Linked DNA regions of Homo sapiens: region 1 is linked to region 2. A link is a loop called in an ENCODE intact Hi-C map of the cell type or tissue named here. Cell type or tissue: prostate gland. All regions are shown on one strand. Links, peaks and the distances in the headings refer to the core of each region. The heading gives the core; the rest is flanking DNA. Region 1 overlaps BMPR1B (bone morphogenetic protein receptor type 1B). Region 2 has its middle 210 kb from the start of STPG2-AS1.

Evidence for each region. A loop is a pair of places that touch in the nucleus more often than their neighbours do. Peaks named below come from ENCODE experiments on the same cell type or tissue, not always from the same donor. Only the 100,000 strongest peaks of a DNase experiment are listed, where the experiment ranks them.
Region 1: a loop joins it to region 2, with 5 times the contacts of the local background. A loop is called at or near these places in 14 of 110 quality-filtered maps.

What each region holds. Positions count from the first base shown.
Region 1 is chr4:95,155,120-95,158,051 of GRCh38, forward strand. BMPR1B (bone morphogenetic protein receptor type 1B) reads left to right here. Exons shown (of 13, transcript NM_001203.3): 13 at 1-2,932. Among named protein-coding and RNA genes, the nearest start is that of UNC5C, 390 kb to the right of the region's middle. In prostate gland, for the core only: a CTCF peak has its summit at 1,267 (motif pointing right); no DNase peak of the experiment used is centred there.
Region 2 is chr4:97,158,632-97,161,563 of GRCh38, forward strand. No RefSeq gene overlaps it. Among named protein-coding and RNA genes, the nearest start is that of STPG2-AS1, 210 kb to the right of the region's middle. In prostate gland, for the core only: no CTCF peak of the experiment used is centred there; a DNase peak (open chromatin) is centred at 1,190; H3K27ac peaks cover 855 bases.

The DNA.
Region 1 (2,932 bases), core at 301-2,800, 2.0 Mb before region 2:
ATATTGTTGCACTCTGTGAACCAAAAGACAGTCTAAGTTGGAGGACATAGAACGGAACTCATCTTAAACATACTCCCCACCCCGTCTTGGCCTCCTCAGACCACTTTGGCCATCCCTGCATTTGGGGCCGCTATGGTAATGTGAATGCACTGGGTACAAACACCGCCTGTCTAGGACCACATTTGGAATTCCTGCAGGTGGCCTTTTGCAGCTTCAGGCAATATGGAACAAATGAAGGTTTATGTGACTCTAATAGAAGTAATTGTTGATAGGTGTTCTTCAGATCCACTTCTGTTTCTGATTGAGTTAGGCATCTCTTTCATGGTAAAACCCTTTTCATTAAACACAAAGAAAGCTTTTTTTTTTTTTTTTTTTTTTTTTTTTTTTTAATGTGCAGAGGATTGACCTGTGCATGCTTTTGATCTCTCATTCAAAGGATCAATATTAAATAAAATTGTCATGAGCTGTGTTGAAGACAGGGTGCTTTCAAATAGAGGTAATTTGCTCTTGTGTTGTAAGAGGAACATGTCAACAAAGATAGGAAATGAGGGTGATCGTGCAGATGGCTTGTATCTTATATATGCAAAGGAGCCAATCTCAGAAGCACAAAGAAAAAAGTGTGCATACCTTATTTTGTACAGATAAAGATGATGTCTTTTTGTTATTGTCTGTCTGTTTTGTATGTGTCTGAGATAAGGGATAGAGAGGAAACATCCGTCAGGCTAATTTAACTACATTTTATTTTAAAAATAGAGAAACATAACCTCTAGATGGGACAGCAGAGGACAGTTAGTAGAGGCCACAAACTGTTATGGGCTGCTGTGTTTTGTTCTAAAATCAATATGGTTGGAGCATGTATATCTTAGGTGATCATTTCACATCTTAGGAATGCCTACTCATTTTATTTTATTCTAGTGATGCTCAATTCACTATTTAATTTATTATATTTTCTCTTCTGTGGCACTTATACAAAATATCTCTTCACCTACTTAGTTCTACAGGGTTTTAACTTTGGAGCAACATGAATAAAATCATCGAGAAGGCCAATATTGTTTAGCAACATGAATACAATACAGTTTAAAGTTGTACACATCCTGCTCAACTTTATTCATATACATTTCCTTTCTGTGGTTTTCTTTTGCTTCTTAGAAATTCTGTTAGTGGTTAGTAAAGAATTTGAAAGTACTTTCTCCTTGCTGTTTTTTTTTTTTTTTAAGACATTCCTCCCAGAATACTCCAGGGGGCAGTGTTTTATAACACATTTTCCCCACTGGGTGATTGAAGGATGGAGGATTTTTGAAAATTTGACAGCTACATGAAACATGAGAAAACATTTTCCTCACTTCTGAAGTCGGTTTGCAGCTGGTAACTTGTTCATCCAGAAAACATTCTAAAGCAATGAGACTTTGTGAGCTGTGCTTACAGTTTGGGAGAATCATGAAGATTCTTTCTATATTTTGCATTTACTTCCCAGTGCTTCATAGCTGCATTTTGTTTGTAACTAAGACAGAAGAATTTCGTAATCCTTGAAATTGAAAAAAAAAAAATTGTGTTTTTAAAGAGTGAAAACAGTTAGAAAACAAGTAGAACTGTAATCAGAACGCTGCTTCAATTGATATTAAAAATAACCTCAATAATAATGTAAAGGTTCCTTTCTCTTGTGTCAGTTATATTCTTAGGGATAGCCTAGAAGGAATATATGGTTAGAACTAAGTGTGACTAATCATCTGAGCCTTGAAGAGAAACTTCAGTGCCTCTAAACAGATCATCTACAAAACAACAGGTAAACATTTATGCCAGTTAAGTGGGTCATGTTTTTGTTTCTTGGGTTTTTCCTAAATTTAAGTGAGGTTGGGCTTACCTTGTAGATAAAATTATGTTTTCTTTTTGGTAAATACTTGAACGTGGATAACGTCAAATCAGAATATTTTGTGAGGAGGTGATGATTTGAAATTAAGCTAGATTTCTAGGGAGGTGTTGGTTCCAATGAAGGATGGGAAGAAATTAAAATAGTCTTCAAACTTCTTCCTTATTATATTTGGTTGCTTTGGAAAAGATTGGTCCTATCCTCAATCTAATTTATTCACTATTAATATTTTAAAAACATTCCTGAGATACTTAAAAAGACCCACTTAGCGATTATAGTTGCTCAATGAAACAAGAATTTATTTATGCATAGATTTTTCTCTGTATCTTACCAAAATCCACTTTACTTAGATAACACTAAATTGTTCTTAAAGACTACTCATTTCCCAATAATCCTTTATGATTTCAAAATTTCTAGTGGCTCAGAAGTGAATTTTATTTTATTTGTCTTTCACTTGAATAAATGAGAACCCAGAAATTAATAATGTTGTTTATTGCTTACTGTCAGGACTATTTCAAAGACTAAGAAGAGTTTCTTCTAACCCCTCCCTCTCAAAGGAATCCTAAATTATTAGTTGTTAGATAAGTTTTGTATGCTAAGATATTCAGGTTTATAGTTTATGTATGTGTGTATATATATAAATATATATGTATATATAAATATTATGTTCAGTTTGGAGTCTGGCACAACTCCATTATGTGGATTAGAGAGTAAGATATTATGGATGATAAAGTACTAAATGAAACATAATATTTATTTATAAAAGTGTGTAGATTGTTAAATCACAAAAAGAGTGCTATGACCATTATGTATGAGGAAACAGGCCTTTGACCTCCTGGAAAGCACTGCTCAAAAGTCATTAGTGCCCATTTTTGAATTCCCCAAACAGAAAGCTTCTTAGAAAACATGCTGAGATTTTATTTACAGGGAATTCTTTGACACATTTCAATTGGTGTGTAGTCAAGTATAGCAAGTACTTAATAATGACTGAATTTCATGTTCCTACAGTCATACATATTCATTAGAAGTTTTATGTTGTTGGTCTGATCTGATTCTTCTTTGTTT
Region 2 (2,932 bases), core at 220-2,719:
CATGTATTACTATTCAGTTACTCATTACTCTTCTCTCCAAGCAGGAGTGTGCTGAGTAAGACTGAAAACCAAGCGTAGCAATGTATTCTTTATTACAATTATATTGGTTGTCCACAAGGATGTACACCACAGGGAAGGAAGGAATAAGTTAGTTTCCCTGTAATTTATTCAATGGTAAAGAGTAGGGAAAATTTACAAGGTAGAAAGGAGTAAGAATAGCATTAAAAGTTGAAAAGCCTGGTTCAAATATTTACATTTTTATTCCTGTGTAGATTTGGAAAATGAAATTCTGTAGAAAATGCCCTAATTTACCAAAGTCAGACACTTAGAAATGGATTTATAAATATATGTTTGTTTTCTGAGCTCCCGGTTAAGTGTTGTGAAGGAGAAAGAAACCACATTTGCTGTGTTTATTTCATACTCAAAGCCACAATGCCCAGATTCTGTAGAGGTTCAATAAATACTTATTGAATTAATTAACAGATGCATTAATTCTCAGTCCATAAGCTGCATCATCATTTTCCTGTTTGGATTAAGAAAAAAGAGAAGCAAAATGTTAAAATGTTAATATATATCAAAAACTAATATTTTAAAAACTGCTTCTTAGCTACCAGGTTAAATTTCCAGTTGAATCAAAGCTAAGGAGTATCATCAACTTGTGAAAATAGGTTTAGTAATGCAAGCGTAGGCAGCACAGTTGCGTAAAGAGCATCATTATGATTCTTTCCCCTTTTCCTTACTCACATTTAAGAAACCATCAAATTACATTCTGGCACGCACAGCATATTGGGAGAATAGGGTGGCCAAAGTACATGGCATTCGTTACTGAATTTGAACAGTATGATAAAACTTCATACCCCTTAATAAGTCTCAGAGCAGCACATGTTCTAATATTGAAAATGAAACATTATTTGTAAAGAATTAGCATGCCAGAAAGTCTTGTTAAGATGAGGTTTTAAGAATCTTTAAATAGCTGATATTTAAAGAAATAACAGCCTCATGATTGGAAGATGCTTAATTCAGTTAAGTATGTACTCTCCAAGCTAATGAATTGCTTTTTGAGAGAGAATCACAGTACACTTGGATGATAAAGTAAAATTAATTAACTCAGTGTCACAGTACACAGAGATTTTGAAACATGAAAAGCACATAACCTGAGCCTGAGCCACAAACTGGATTTTCCAGATGTAGACCTAGATGATAGCTGTAATTCACGTCATTTTATGACATTTCATGGAACATTTGGTTATTATGACATTTATGATGCAATGAAATAGGCTATAAAATGCTGTAAATTGTTGGGAACAAAAGACATTCATATATGTGATGGGCATTTTAGTTTTAATCAAGGTATTAGTAGGTTAAATCAAAATTCAACTCAGAGTTGGATGTTAAAGTTTTAATTTAGGTTTCTTTCTTTTTTCATTCTCCCTCCCACTCTCCATCTCTCTTTTTCTGACTACTTTGTTCCTTCTTTTCTATGAAATCAAATGTACAGGACTAAAAATTTTAAAAAAGAATTTTTTTTTCATATTTTCTGTTTCCATGTTTCTAGAGAGTGAAACAAATTTATGAACCTATGAATGAGAGAAGCAAATTCATAAATTGAAAATTGCATGGTTCCCAGTTCATTTGGATATCTCATGCCTTTCTAAAATGTGGAAAATGAAAAATTTCTGGTAGTAAGTGATGACTATGGTTTTCCTACATCTGGTAATATTATTTCCTAAAAACTATTTTAGCACCTGCTGTCAGATTTTTTTAAAGTGTCAGAATTGACTCCATTGAATTATGCACAGAAATTAATAATAAAGTGTTTTTCCAGGAAGTAGATTTTAAAGGCATAGATATTGATCTGAGGAAGAGAAAGATAAATAAGAGAACTTTACTAAAAAAGCTTGGCTATTCTTTTAGATATCATTATTACTTTGTTCAGTTTAGTATTTATAAAGTTACCAGAGTATCATTTGAATATTAAAGTTTGATACTGTATACATTACCACCAAACTGTTCCGAAAATATAATCAGCCACTATGCTAAAATAAGTGTAATGGTAAAAGGCCCAGTTACAATACTATATGAAGACAAATAAGAGTATTGCTATTATTACAAAGGATACAGCATTCCAAACTCACACTATTATGGTTGTTCCACAAATAAAAAGCTAGTTTCATCACCAAATGCATATAAACAATACTACTATCTAATTATTATCTATTGGCAAGCTCACCTTTTACTACTAGGATTAAAGATAAAGGCAGTTGCCACATATCTACAACTATCTGATCTTTGACAAACCTGAGAAAAACAAGAAATGGGGAAAGGATTCCCCATTTAATAAATGGTGCTGGGAAAACTGGCTAGCCATATGTAGAAAGCTGAAACTGGATCCCTTCCTTACACCTTATACAAAAATTAATTCAAGATGGATTAAAGACTTCAATGTTAGACCTAAAACCATAACAACCCTAGAAGAAAACCTAGGCATTACCATTCAGGACATAGGCATGGGCAAGGACTTCATGTCTAAAACACCAAAAGCAATGGCAACAAAAGCCAAAATTGACAAATGGGATCTCATTAAACTAAAGAGCTTCTGCACAGCAAAAGAAACTACCATCAGAGTGAACAGGCAACCTACAGAATGGGAGAAAATTTTTGCAATCTATTCATCTGACAAAGGGCTAATATCCAGAATCTACAATGAACTCAAACAAATGTACAAGAAAAAAACAAACAACCCCATCAACAAGTGCGCAAAGGATATGAACAGACACTTCTCAAAAGAAGACATTTATGCAGCCAAAAGACACATGAAAAAATGCTCATCATCACTGGCCATTAGAGAAATGCAAATCAAAACCACAATGAGATACCATCTCACACCAGTTAGAATGGCGATCATTAAAAAGTCAAGAAACAATAGGTGCTG